Linked DNA regions of Homo sapiens: region 1 is linked to region 2. A link is a contact called in ENCODE Hi-C or POLR2A ChIA-PET data. All regions are on one chromosome and are shown on one strand. Each heading gives the region's core, a stretch centred on a gene start or an enhancer-like site at or near the end of the contact. The rest is flanking DNA. Distances are from core to core; before and after follow the strand shown. Region 1 overlaps NRBF2 (nuclear receptor binding factor 2). Region 2 has its middle 28 kb from the start of NRBF2.

The links. Hi-C counts contacts between places; a loop is a spot of excess contacts on that map. ChIA-PET counts read pairs that join two places held with the same protein, here RNA polymerase II (POLR2A). Pooled maps may share reads with other maps.
Region 1: a loop to region 2 is called in a map of heart left ventricle, with 2.2 times the contacts of the local background. The contact joins two enhancer-like sites. A Hi-C loop is called at or near these places in 6 of 168 maps with a recorded cell type or tissue (PC-3, ascending aorta, heart left ventricle and 1 more), 1 of 37 single-sample maps with no recorded cell type and 7 of 50 pooled maps. POLR2A ChIA-PET finds 5 or more read pairs at or near these places in 7 of 52 experiments (AG04449, H1, K562 and 4 more).

What each region holds. Positions count from the first base shown.
Region 1 is chr10:63,152,400-63,159,766 of GRCh38, reverse strand. NRBF2 (nuclear receptor binding factor 2) reads right to left here. Exons shown (of 4, transcript NM_030759.5): 4 at 4,743-6,256. The coding sequence ends at 5,549. Among named protein-coding and RNA genes, the nearest start is that of NRBF2, 23 kb to the right of the region's middle. RefSeq lists enhancers at 1,500-1,549, 1,630-1,679. Within about 2 kb of position 5,711, at least 3 of the 41 ENCODE cell types and tissues checked have a DNase peak (open chromatin) inside an H3K27ac peak, as active enhancers do.
Region 2 is chr10:63,102,040-63,109,483 of GRCh38, reverse strand. No RefSeq gene overlaps it. Among named protein-coding and RNA genes, the nearest start is that of NRBF2, 28 kb to the left of the region's middle. Within about 2 kb of position 3,088, at least 3 of the 41 ENCODE cell types and tissues checked have a DNase peak (open chromatin) inside an H3K27ac peak, as active enhancers do.

The DNA of each region.
Region 1 (7,367 bases), core at 4,462-6,961, 48 kb before region 2:
GAGGGCCTATTCCAAATATTTTCCATTCCTCAAGTCTGGAACCTGATCCTGGCCCCTTCACCTTTAGGAAATAAAAAGCTAATCCACTTGAGCCTCCCTCAAATTTCATCTCATATTGTCCTACTATGATATGATTCTGACCAAGATTACTCACCTCCCTTAATTCCATGCCTTTGTTCCTGCTGTTCTAGAAATACAGCCAGGCGCAGTGGCTCACGCTTGTAATTCCAGCACTTTGGGAGGCTGAAGCGGGTGGATCACGAGGTCAGGAGTTCGAGACCAGCCTGGCCAACATAGTGAAATCCCGCCTCTCCTAAAAATACAAAAATTAGCTGGGTGTGGTGGCGCATGCCTGTAGTCCCAGCTACTTGGGAGGCTGAGGCAGGAGAATCGCTTGAACCCGGCAGGCGGAGGTTGTGGTGAGCTGAGATTGTACCACTGCACTCCAGCCTGGGCAACAGAGCTAGACTCCGTCTAAAAAAAGAAAAAAAAAAGAAATACCTAGAAAGTCATTTCCCCATTCTTTGATCCCAGATACTTTCCTGAAGGTGAAAAGTATACCAGCTACTTTGTATTTTTAGTAGCATAAGGCAAGATGTTTATAAACTGCTCTTACTATGAGACATTTACTAGCATCCAACTAAGGACTTTTTTTTTTTTTTTTTTTGAGACAGTGTCTCACTCTGTCGCCCAGGCTGGTGTGCAGTGGTGTGATGTCAGCTCACTGCAACCTCCGCTTCCCAGGCTGAAGCGATTCTCCTGCCTCAGCCTCCTGAGTAGCTGGGATTACAGGTGCCCACCACTACTGCCTGGCTAATTTTTGTATTTCTAGTAGAGATGGGGTTTCACCATGTTGGCCAGGCTGGTTTTGAACTCCTGACCTCAAATGATCCACCCGCCTCGGCCTCCCAAAGTGCTGGGATTACAGGTGTAAGCCACTGCGTCCAGACTTGGTTAACTCTTTGTGGCCCACCACACCTCCTTCCCAGGTCCTGAGCAAACATCAAGTTGATTCTTTTCTAAAGAAATTGGTATTGTTTCAGGCCTGCTTTGGCTGCCAAATTCTCCAGATCAGTAAACCCTTCTCCCAAGCTAGACGAAGTCTTGCTAATGATAGCTTTCAACCTAACCTCCAGGCACTTCCAGGCCCATTGAGGGTCAACCTTCTTGAGATTAAACCCAGGCAGCAAAACCTGAAAGGTCTTATCAGACAGGAAACTAGTATGCAAGACTACAGTCCCTGCCTGCACTAACCTGGCCCAGGCTTCTTAAAGACTCTTTTTGAATTGGTTTTCCATATCTGTTCCAGACAGGAAGTCAAGTAAGACCCCAACAGATTCATTTTTCCATGTCAGTCATTGGCAGGGCCTAGCCTTGAGTCTGGACACCATAATACCCTTCCTGGCTAATGGACCCAACAAGAACCAGAAGTTTCTTACTGTCCACCAGATGGCAGTGTTGGTTAGCAGTAGCTGGTAAAAGGACAAGATTGCACCTGGGAAACAACAAATAATCTGAGGATGCCCTTTACTTTTTTAAACAGTCACGCCATCCACTCCCAGAGATCTTTGATTAGGCTACACTGGGATTATGACACAATATAATGATACTAAAATTAAACACTTTTAATCTTCACATAACCTATGATCTAGAATGAATCAATAAATAATAGCTACTATTAGTTTACACCCTGACTCTTCAAATAGGTTATAAACACCCTGTGGCAGGCTGCCTCACACAAGCATCCATCTTAGTCATTTTCAAACAAGATTCTAACCACAACTGCTCACAAATGAAGGGTTATCATTAAAAATGGACATGAAGTTTTTTTCTGTTGAGTGTAAAGACAAACTCAAGTCTCACCAGATGGTCTCTGAATAAAGAAAAACCAGGCCAGTCGTGGTAGCTCACGCCTGTAATCCCAGCACTTTTGGAGGTTGAGGCAGGAGGATCACTTCAGGCCAGGAGTTCAAGACCAGCCTGGGCAACATAGTGAAATTCCGTCTCTACAAAAAATTAAAAAATCAGGTGTGGTGGCACACCTGTAGTCCTTGGTACTTGGGAGGCTGAGGTAGGAAGATCCCTTGAGCCCGGGAGGATCAAGGCTGCAGTGAACCATGATTGATCCACTGTACTTCAGCCTGGGCAACAGTGAGACCATCTCAAAAAATAAAATGATCTTAAAAAAAAAAATGAAAAAGCAACACTTTTTTTCTCTCCACTCTCAGTACTTCACTTCCAGCACCGGATGTGAGCTTTTTTTTTTTTTTTCCCACACATCAATTCTCTGGTAGGTGATCTTGCAAAATTAACTCAACTCTGACTCTACCTACCTGGAGGTTATGGGCTCAGTCCCACAAGACTACCCTTAATTCAGACCCAACCACAAATCCCCGGTTCAACCTGGTATTCTGACCAACCAGTTGCAAATCAGAGGTTCCCACAACACTCCCCACTGCTGCCTCACACTTTTGGATTCAATCCTTTGCTAGAATGGCTTAGGGAAACATCTTATTTACATTTAACCATTTATTATGAAAGTACTTATCAGAACAGCTAGATGGGAGACAGACATGGGGCAGGGACACGGGGCTTCTGTGTCCTCTCAGGGCACACCAGCTCCACATGTTCCGTAACACGGACGCTCTCAGGATCCTGTAGTTCAGGGATTTTTATGGAGACTTAATCATATGGGCATAATCAATTGTAACTCAATCTGCAGCCTCTCTCCCCTTCCAAAGGATGGGGCATGGGGCTGAAAGTTTTAAGCTTCTAATCATGCTGGTCTCTCTTGTGTCCAATCCCTATCCAGGGGCCCACTGAGAGTCATCACATTAGAACAAAAGTTCCTACCAGCCAGGAAATTACAGACTTGGGAGCTCTGTGCCAGGAACCAGAGACAAACAGCAAAATATTTATTTCTTCTTATAAATCACAATATCCTAGTCTCCAATGCCTCCTTGGGAAGCAGAAAGTAGCAGAGGTACAGTGGTACCTCTAACAGAGCTCATCTTTTAGAGAGAAATGGCTAGGCTAATAGAGTCATGTGCCATATAAAATTTCAGCCAATGATGGGCCACATGACAGATTATAAGACCATACCTTTATATTTAGATATACAAATGCCATTGTGTTACAACTGCCTAGCCAGTACAGTCCCATGCTGTAAAGGTTTGTAGCCCAGGAGCAAGACTATACAGCCTAGGTGTGGAGTCGGCTCTGCCTTCTAGGTTTGTGTAAGTCCACTTTAGGATGCTCACATGAAAAAATCACCTAACAACACATTCCTCAGAACACATCCTTGTTAAGCAACACATGACTATTTTTGGCACAAGCTTTTAAATGTCAAGTTTTATGAGCAAGGTTAGGCAAGTAAAATGTCGAGTCTAGGATATTAAAACACTGAGATATTTAGCAGAACAGAAATTCTAGTCAACCAAACAGAAAAAATAATAAAAAAAACAACAACACTGAGATAAACAAATTAATATATATATATTTTTTTTTTAGACAGAGTCCAGCTCTGTTGCCCAGGCTGGAGTGCAGTGGCACAATCTCAGCTCACTGCAACCTCTGCCTCCTGGGTTCAAGTGATTCTCCTGCTCAGCCTCCTAAGTAGCTGGGACTACAGGCCCATGCCACCACACTCGGCTAATCTTTGTATTGTTAGTAAGAGACAGGGTTTTGCCATATTTATCAGGCTGGTCTCGAACTTCAGACCTCAGGTGATCCGCCTGCCTCAGTCTCCCAAAGTGCTGGGATTACAAGCGTGAGCCACTGTGCCCAGCAAATTAATGTAACTTTTAAGAAAGTATAGAACTCAAGACAATTTGGCAGGCTAGTTTATTTTTGGTTTCATCTGCAGCAAGATGAGACAGGAAAAAATATGATTTCTCCATGGTCACTTCTGCTTTTTTTGAGACAGAATCTCACTCTGGTGTCCAGGTTGGAATGCAGTGGTGTGATGAGAGCTCACTGCAGCCTCAACCTCCCAGGCTCGAGTCATCCTCCCACCTCTGCCTCTGGAGTAACCACAACTACAGGCGCGCCATCACTGCACCCAGCTAAAGTTTTTCTGGGTAGAGACAGGGTCTCACTATGTTGCCCAGGGTGGTCGCAAACTCTTGGGCTCAAGCGACCCTCCCACCTCAGCCTCCCAAAGTGTTGGGATTACAGGTATAAGCCACCACGCCTGGCCCTATTTCTACTAGTTTCGTCACTGGATTTGTGAGCCTAACCCAACTTCCTCAACCCAATTGTCCTCAGAGAAGGCAATATATTTTTCTCACTTCTGTAATTCCACACAGCAAATCCAAGCTTTAAACATGCCCAGTAGCTTGCACCCAAATGTTTTGCTTATATTCTCCTCTTCCCCTTCCTTCTCATGGAACATCATCCAGCTTGGTAGAGAGAATCCAAAGCAGCACTTCCCCACACTATGCTCTGACAGGGTGGCAGGTGCCCAAGGGACAGCTGCCTCCAGCCTAGAGCAGCCCTGAGCATTTTCCATGTGGTGGTCAGGAAAAAGGTTGGAAACAATACATTTAAACCTCAGGAACTTCTGTACTCTCTGTCACCCTAGTTGTAAGGGAAATGGACTACAAAACACTGAAAGAAAAAAAAAATCCTTGACACACAAAAGTAATCATCTAACCGCATCTGTTCAAATTCAAAGTTTACAACGCACAGAGAAGCCACTCAGTGCCTTGCTTTTTAACTATCAACCACGTTCAACAAAGGTATAAAACACAATTACTTTATTGATTTCTTACAATAAAATACTGCCAACTAGCATTACGTCCACTCTTGCATCATTAAAAACAAAGGGTATTTCCTCCTTGGTATTTTCAAATGATGCATTATACAATAAACGAAGTTAGAACTTAAAATGCACCCTGATTAATTATGTAAACTGGTAATTTGTTTTAAAAAGCATAATAATTTGGTTCCTTTCTTCATAAAATGGAAATTTAAATATTTCTTCTGATAGTCTTGAGGTTATCATTATGAGTAGTGCAAAGTGTGGCACATATAGTTTCATCTAGAAGGGTGTGTATCTTACACACCTTAAACAAACAGAATGTGCATTAACAAAATGCATACAGTCAATGCATGATAGAAAGCATGTTTCAAATATAAGGCAGCCCCTCCGGCCACCATATTATTTAGGTTTTGCATTATCATTTATGGCATTATAGATTAATTACACATAACTTTTATACATTTTAACCCTGAAGATAAGAAAAATAACTGTTGCTTGAAAGAAATTCTTCCAGGTAGCCATTTGGTTTGTATCAGGAGAAACCGAACCTCCATGAGTTTAGCGTCTGCCAAGTCGGAATCATTAGCTGAAGTGAGTGAATGAGATACGCAGCGCATTTCACAGTGACTGTTTCCCAAGTCCTGGCAATGCCTCTGCTCCCACAGTCCACCAGATGAAGCATTTCCGGGATTACCCTTCTATGTGGTTTTCCCTTTTCATTTCTTTTTGCTGGATTAACGATTACTGTATTATTTCCTCTTTTCCCCTTTTCTGTGGCCTTCCATTTTAATTATTCATAAATCCTTTCAGAATATCCTCAGAGAGCTCCATAAGAGGAAGTTCTGGAGATGGAAAATCCAAGGGAGGAAGATTGGGGATTGGAATGTCCTTGGCTTTCCCAGTATTTGCTGCGAACTTCTGCCAGGTTGAGGAGGCTGTAGCAGTTTCTGCATGTGGTGGCAAGCTCCATAACTCTGACGTTTCTACAAAATCAGCATCTACATCCAGCTCCTTTTCTATTGGACCTTTTAGAAGTCTGGCCTTTTCAGCCTTTAGTTGTTTATTTTCTTTCCTTAATCTTTCATTCTCAGCCACAAGGAATTCCACATGCCTCTTCAAATCTGCAATTTTGGTTGCCTGCTCCTCTATAATTGTTTTATCATCTTTTGGGGCTTTGCTTCCAATACATGGCTCTGCTGGCTCACTCTTTTGCTGAAGTAAATAAAGTAGTGTGTCTGGATCCCTGTCAAAGATCCCCTGAATCTCAGGCAGGCATTTCTCTGTGGAAGGGCTGTACTTCTGAGAAAGGGGACTCTGGCCCTCTGCATCCTCTGCAGAGGGTTTGTGAGATGTCTGAAGATGGGCAGCTGCATCCTTGTCTGTGTTCTGCTGGGCTTTCAATCTTTCTTCACGCTGGGCCCTTTTCCATCTCTCTTGGATGAGGAGGAGCTGTTTCATATGGCTATCCCTTTGCAATTCCAGTGAAAGATGAGCCTATTACATAGAAGGAAAGATAAAATTGGAAGAATATTTTAAGTATCTTAGTAATGTCCAACATACACTATTCAAAATCCTTTGTGAATAACCCAACACTTACAATTTACAATTTACTATGTTTGCAAAAATACCATTCAGAAAGTCAGAAGTCCTATTCCCAATCAATACACTAAATTGGATGTTTTCCTCAATGTGCCTGACCCCATGTGTAATGTCATTTGTACTCAAAATTAGAAATCTTTCCTCTGTAGACATATTAATTCTACCAACAGCTAAAAAGAAAGTCTTCCTATCAACCGCGTGTTTGGATAACTCAATGCATGCCTGTATCATGAGCAGATTCTATACTTTCAAAGGCAGTGAAAGGGATAGAACACAACTTTAAAGTTCCCTTGGTTCAGTTTGAGAAACTAGTGGCTTTCCCTGCCACTGATATACCTCACAGAAATGATCTCTTTAACTAATACTTTTATAACAAAAAGTTTTTAAAAAGATATTTTATATATATTTATTTTAGAGACAGGGTCCCTGTTGCTGAGGCTGAAGTGCAATGGCGCAGTCATAGCTCACTGCAGCCTTGGACTCAGGTGTTCAGTGATCCTCTCACCTCAACCTCCCAAGTAGCTAGAACTACAGGCATGTGCCACCACGCCCAGCTAATTTTTTAAGTTTTTGTAGAGATGGGGTCTCACTGTGTTGCCAAGGCTGGTCTCGAACTCCTGGGCTCAAGTGATCCCCCTGCCTTGGCCTCCCAAAGTGCTGGGATTACAGGCATGGGCCACCATGCCCAGTCTTATGAATAAATGTATCTTGAAACACTTGGCAGGGCCTCCCCAAACACAGAAGACAATTTAAAGCAATTGGTGAAACAAATTTAAAAGTGCCTGAACTGCTTAAGAATTCAAGCAAAGACAAGTGGGAGACTGGTCAGATTTAAATTATCTTTGACAAGCAAAGGGTGGTCCAACTAGTTTCCTCTTGGCCAGGCCTGTTTACTGACTGTAAGCTAATGATCAAATAAGAGCTAATGATTAGGAATGGTCCGAAGAGGGCTCTCTAAAAGGTACATCTGGCTGGCAATCTGAGATCTGTGAGTAACCACTAGAAA
Region 2 (7,444 bases), core at 1,839-4,338:
TCGTCAGGGTGGGCCCTAATCTGATAGAAGTGGTATAATTGTAAGAAGAGGTAGAGAGACTAGACAAGGTGGCTCAATCCTGTAATCCCAGCACTCCCTCTTCAGTGGATCACCTGAGGTCAGGAGTTCAAGACCAGCCTGACCAACATGGTGAAACCCCGTCTCTACTAAAAATACAAAAATTAGCCAGATGCGGTGGCGGGTGCTTGTAATCCTAGCTACTCAGGAGGCTGAGGTAGGAGAATTGCTTGAACCCGGGAGGCAGAGGTTGTAGAGTGGTGTGAGATCACACCACTGTACTCCAGCTTGGGAGACAGAGTAAGACCCTGTCTCAACAACAACAACAACAACAAAAAGAGTCAGAGACACCAGGGGTATGTCTGCACAGATGTAATTGCCCTGTGAGTTCTTGCCCATAGCAAAGACAAAACTACTTCACTGAGAACATGCTATTGCAGTAGAGAAAGAGTTTAATCAACATGAGGCTGGCCACGCAGGACATAACAGTATTACTCAAATTAGTCTCCCCAAAGGCTCAGAGGTTAGGATTTTGATGGACAATTTGGTGGGGGGTAGGGGGACATAGGGAAAGGGTGCTGCTGATTGGTGAGGGATGAAATCACAGGGTGTGGAAAATGGTCTTTATATGCTGAGTCTGTCAGTGGGGCCACAGGACCAGTTGAGTCATCAGTCATGACCAGGTGGGGTCAGTCTGGAAAACATCTCAGAAAACCAATCTTAGGTTCTATAGGCTGAGTGCGGTGGCTCACGCCTGTAATCCCAGCACTTTGGGAGGCTGAGGCGGGTGGATCACAAGGTCAGGATATCGAGACCATCCTGGCTAACACGGTGAAACCCTGTCTCTACTAAAAATACAAAAAATTAGCCGGGCACTGTGGCAGGTGCCTGTAGTCTGAGCTACTCGGGAGGCTGAGGCAGGAGAATGGTGTGAACCCAGGAGGCAGAGCTTGCAGTGAGCTGAGATTGCACCACTGCACTCCAGCCTGGGCAACAGAGCAAGACTCAGTCTCAAAAAAAATAAAAGTAAAAAAAAAAAAGAAAACCAATCTTAGGTTCTACAATAGTGATGTTATCTATAGGAGCAATTAGGGAAGTCATAAGTCTTGTGACCTTGTACCACATGGTGGTACCCCTGAGCAGTAAGGGATTATAGGAACTACGCCTACATTTTAGCAAAATTCACGTCATTCCTTTGATCCTAATCTTGTGGCCTTTCGTTAGTCTTACAAAGGCAGTTTCAGCCCCTGAACAGGGATTGGATTAATTTTAGGGACTACTGTCATCCTTGCTTCAAAGTTAAACTAAAATGCTCCCAAAGAGAGCTTGGCCTGTGCCCAGGAATGACCAAGTATGGCTTGGAGGTCAGAAGCAAGATGGAGTCAATGTTGTCAGATTTCTCTTACTGTCATAATTTTGCAAAGGTGGTTTCACAGAGAAGGCCATGTGAGGAGACAGCAAGAAAGCAGCTGTCTGCAAGGCAAAAAGAAAGACCTCAGGAGAAACCAGGCTTGCCAGCACCTGGTCTCCAACTTTCAGCCTTTAGAACTGTGAGAAAATAAAACTTTGTGCCTTAAGCCACCCAGTCTGTGTTATTTTGTTATGGTTGCCTTTGCACACTAACACACAATCTTTTGAGGCAGAGTTTCGCTCTCATCACCCAGGCTGGAGTGTAGTGGTGTGATCTCGGCTCACTGCAAACTCCGCCTCCCGGTTTCAAGCGATTCTCCTGCATCAGCCTCCTGAGTAGCTGGGATTACAGGTGAGCGCCACCATGCCCAGCTAATTTTTGTATTTTTAGTAGAGATGGGGTTTCGCCATGTTGGCCAAACTGGTCTCAAACTTCTGACCTAAGGCCTGCCTCAGCCTTCCGGTGTGCTGGGATTACAGGTGTGAGCCACTGAGCCCAGCCCGTAATACATAATCTTTCCTCTGTCTTCCATAGTGTGCCTTAGAACCTTTACCACATGATATTGTAGTTATCTGTTTTGTCCTTTATGTCCTCCTTTTAGACTGGAAGCTGTCCAAGAGCAGGAATTTGTCTAGCTTCTTCACCACCATAACCCAGCACCTGCGTAGTAGCCAGCACATTGTAAAGAAAAAAACAAACTGTTTTTCTCTCTACTCACACCCAACACAAAACACTTCTGTGAAGAGATGTGTGGGTTTTTCACCACACACCAAGCAATTCTCCAGCAGATGCCAACTGGGTGTCCTATAATTCAATTCCATTCTGACGCTGCCTACCTGGAGATTGGGTCAGATCCCACAGGTTAAGGGTTCAGTCCCAAAAGGCTGCCCTGCTTCAGGCTCCAGTCCCAAGTCCCAGGTTTTGATCTGTGTTTCTTGCTGACTGATTACAAATTGAATTCCCACAACCCTCCTTCCCCAGGATTTGGTTTAATGGTCTATATTATAAAGGATATAGGTCTGGGTGCAGTGGCTCATGCTTGTAATCCCAGACTTTGGGAGGTCGAGGCAGGCGGATCTCTTGAGGCCAGGAGTTTGAGATCAGCCCAGCCAACATGGTAAAACCCCGTCTCTACTAAAAATACAAAAATTAGCTGGGGGTGATGGCACACACCTGTAATCCCAGCTACTCAGGAGTCTGAGGCAGGAGAATCACTAGAACCCTGGAGGCAGAGGTTGCAATGAGCCAAGATAACACCACTGCACTCCAGCCTGGGCAACAGCGTGAGACTCTGTCTCAAAAAAAAAAAGAAAAAATAGATAAAGGATACAGATGAACAGCAAGATGAAAAGATGCATAGGGTATGATACGGGGAGGGATGCAGAGACACCCTCCTAGTGTAACCACGCAAGGGGTTGTTCACCTTGCCAGCTGCCTAAACAGAGCCGATTCATCAAGACGGGAATTGCAATAGACAAAGAGTAATTCACGCAGAGCTGGCTGTGCGGAAGACCAGAGTTTTATTGTTACTCAAAGCAGTCTCTCTGAGCATTCAGGGATCAGAGTTTTTAAGGACAAGTTGGTGGGTGCGGGGAAGCCAGTGAGCCAGGAGTGCTGATTGGTCAGGGATGAAATCATAGGGAGTGGAAGCTGTCTTCTTGCACTGAGTCAGTTCCTGGGTGGGGGCCACAAGATCAGATGAGCCAGTTTGTCCATCTGGGTGGTGCCAGCTGATCCATCAAGTGCGGGGTCTGCGAAATATCTCAAGCACTGATCTTAGGAGCAGTTTAGGGAGCGTCAGAGTCTTGTAGCCTTCAGCTGCATGACTCCTGAACCATAATTCCTAATCTTGTGGCTAATATTAGTCCTGCAAAGGCCATCTAGTCCCCAGGCAAGAAGGAGGTCTGCTTTGGGAAAGTGCTGTTATTGTCTTTGTTTTAAACTACAAACAATAAACTGAGTTTCTCCCAAAGTTAGTTCAGCCTATGCCCAGGAATGAACAAGGACAGCTTGGGGGGTAGAAGCAAGTTTGAGTCGATTACATTAGATCTCTTTCACTGTCTCAGTCATAGTTTTGCAAAGGCAGTTTCACTATTACTCAGGAAATTCCAAGGGTTTTAGGAACTCTGTCATAGGAACCTGAGACAAAGACCAAATGTATTTCTTATGCCACATACATTACAGGCACTCAATTAATATTTTTGAATAATAAATAAATTAGTGAAGTAGCACATGTGAATGTCCTACCATAGTTCTCAGTACATATCAACAGTAAGTGTAGCCAGGCTCGGTGGCTCACGCCTGTAATCCTAATCCCAGCACTTTGGGAGGCTGAGATGGGTGGATCGCTGAGATCAGGAGTTCAAGACAGGCCTGGCCAACATGGTGAAACCCCGTCTCTACTAGAAATACAAAAATTATCCAGCTGTGGTGCTGGGTGCCTGTAATCCCAGCTACTCTGGAGCCCGAGGCAGAAGAATCGCTTGAACCAGGGAGCTGGAGGTTGCAGTGAGCTGAGATCGTGCCATTGTACTCCAGCCTGGGCAACAAGAGTGAAACTCTGTCTCGAAAAACAAAAAAAACAGTAAGTGTGAGATCACTTTTTTTGTTTTTGAGACAGGGTCTCACTCTGTTGCCCAGGCTGTAGTGCAGTGGCATGACCACCACGCCCAGCTGGTTTTTAAGTTTTTTGTAGGGATGAGGTCTTTCTCCTGTTTCTGATTGCTTTTTCCTGTCACCAGCTCCCTCTCCCACCCAGTAAATGTAGTTGCAGCTTGATCTCACTGTGTTGCCCAGGCTGGGGTGCAGTGGTGCGATCTCAGCTCATTGCAACCTCCACCTCCTGGGTTTAAACGATTCTCCTGCCTTCACTTCCAGAGTAGCTGGAATTATAGGGGCCCGACACCACACCTGGCTAATTGTTATATTTTTAGTAGAGATGGGGTTTCACCATATTGGCCAGGCTGGTCTTGAACTCCAGACCTCAAGTGATCCTCCCACCTCGTCCTCCCAAAGTTCTAGGATTACAGGGATGAGCCACCTCGCCCAGCCCCCAGCTCCATCTTGCTTCTAACTTCCAAGCTGTCTTTGTTCATTCCTGGGTGTAGGGTGAACTAACTTTGGGAGGAACTTAGTTTATAGTTTATTATTATTATTACTTTTTGAGATGGAGTTTCGCTCTTGTTGCCCAGGCTGAAATGCAATGGCGCGATCTCAGCTCACTGCAACCTCCGCCTCGCAGGTTCAAGGGATTCTCCTGCCTCAGCCTCCCACGTAACTGGGATTACAGGCATGCACCACCATACCTGGCAATTTTGTATTTTTAGTAGAGATAGGGGTTTCACCATGCTGGCCAGGCTGGTCTCGAAATCCCGACCTCAGGTGATCCACCTGCCTTGGCCTCCCAAAGTGCTGGAATTACAGGTGTGAGCCACCACGCTTGGCCAATGGTTTATAGTTTAAAACAAAGGCCCTTTCCCAAAGCAAACCCTTTTCTTGCCTGGGAACTAGACGGCCTTTGGAGGACTAACAAATTAGCCAAAAGATTAAAAATTATGGTTTAGCAGTCAAGCAGCTGGAGGCTACAAGATTCTGACCCTCCCAAATTGCTCCGGGGGATAACATCACTATTGTAAAGCCTAAAATCAGTGCTTGAGATATTTTGCAGACCCTGCACTTGATGGATCAGCTGGTACCACCCATATTGATAAACTGGCTCATCTGATCTTGTCACCCCCGCACCAGGAACTGACTCAGCGCAAGAAGACAGCTTCCACTCCCTATGACTTCATCTCTGACCCAACCAATCAGCAGTCCCGGCTCACTGGCTTCCCCCAGCTCACCAAGTTGTACTTAAAAACTCGGATCCCCAATGCTGGGGGAGACTGATTTGAATAATAATGAAACTCTGGTCTCCCGCACAGCCGGCTCTGTATCAATTACTCATTCTTTATCGCACTTCCCCTGGTAAATTGGCTGTCTAGGCAGCAGGCAAGGTGAACCCATTGGGCAGTTACAAGCCACTATGCCTGGCTAAAAATTATGTTTTGAATAGGTAATACATTTGCATGCTTCAAAAATTCCAAAGGCCAATTTCCCTCGCTGGAGGCATCTTCTGTGGACTTTGAGAGATACACATATCAATCCATACCGCAAGAGATGTATAGTGTACACACTATTCTCTACCTTTCACTAGACAATGTATCTTGGAAATCTTTCTATATCAGTACAGAAAGACCATAGCCAAACAGAAGTTTTTGCATGTTGCCATTGTCTTATCTTCCTAATCTCCCATTCTTTCCTTAATCTATTCTAATATGGCTTCTGTATCATCTAATGGAATCACTATTTTCTTTTTTTTTGAGACAGAGTCTCATTCTGTCACCACGTTAGAGTGCAGTGGTGCGATCTCGGCTCACTGCAAACTCTGCCTCCCGGGTTCAAGCGATTCTTCTGCCTCAGCCTCCCAAGTAGCTGGGACTACAGGCATGCACCACCACACCCAGCTAATTTTTGTATTTTTTGTAGAGACGAGGTTTCACCATGTTGGCCAGGATGGTCTAGATCTCTTGACCTTGTGATCCACCTGCCTTGGCCTCCCAAAGTACTGGGATTACAGGCATGAGCCACTGCTCCCGGCTTAGAATCACTATTTTCAAGGGCACTAAAGACCTTCCATTGCCAAGTCCAAAGGACTGGACTGCGTGCCAGTCCTTATCCTATTATACTTCTTGGCAGCATTTGATGCGGCAAACCCTATCTTCCTCTTAAAACACTTTATTGCCTTGTGGAGAATAATTTTCTGTGAAGAGAATGAAGCATAGGACACAGGGCTTTTCACTGCCACCTGCTCCTTCCAAGGACCTACAAGGAATTCTAGCCATGAGTTCACAAGGTCATGTAATTCTGTATAATTTGCAAACTATTTTTACCACAGTCAGTCAAGACCACTGTCTCTTTTCACTCTGACCTCTTCTTGATCACATTCTTTCTGCATTTTGGGATCCAGCTCAGGAAAGTTGAGTTACAAACATTTAGTTTGGATTTGGTCATACCAGTGTGGTCATACCATATAGAAGGAGTTCCAGGAATATTCTTTCTACCTCTGCACCATCTCACCCAGGGTTGTGACATGAAGGTGCAAGGCTTGATGTCATATGATAACATCAACAATTTCTATGGCATTCTGCTCTGTAAGTACATAAAATTGGGGGCCCAGCAAGGTGGCTCACGACTGTAATCCTAGCACTTTGGGAGGCTGAGACGGGTAGATCACTTGAGCCCAGGAGTTTGAGACCAGCCTGGCCAACATGGCGAAACCCTGTCTCTACAAAAAATACAAAAAATTAGCTGGTCATGGTGGCACATGTCTGTAGTCCCAGTTACTCAGGAGGCTGAGGCATGATAATCGCTTAAAACCAAGAGGCAGAGGTTGCAGTGAGCTGAGTCACGCCACTGAACACCAGCCTGGGTGACAGAGCAAGACTGTTTCAAAGCAAAAAAAAATTGGGGAAAAACAGTGTTTGAAACACGTAGAACCAGAAGCTAATCTGTAAAAATTTCTTCTAATTTGAAGCATATAAACTTGTAAGCAGAGGAATTAGATTCTCACTGACAGCATATTAAATTAGAAATCCTCTTCTGTTAGGAATATACTTTTTTTTTTTTTTTTGAGATGGAGTTTCACTCTTATCGCCCAGGCTGAAGTGCAATGGTGCAATCTTGGCTCACTGCAACCTCTGCCTCCCAGTTTCAAGCAATTCTCCTACCTCAGCCTCCCAAGTAGCTGGGATTACAGGCATGTGCCACCACGCCCAGCTGATATTTTCTATTTTTTGTAGAGATGGGCTGGTCTCGAGCTCCTGACCTCAGGTGATCCACCTGCCTCAGCCTCCCAAAGTGCTGGAATTACAGGCATGAGCCACCACGCCCGGCTAGGAATATACTTGATCGTGCAGCATATATATCTAAAAAAGTACTGTTTTTAAAAAATGGACATGAGGCAAAATAAAATTT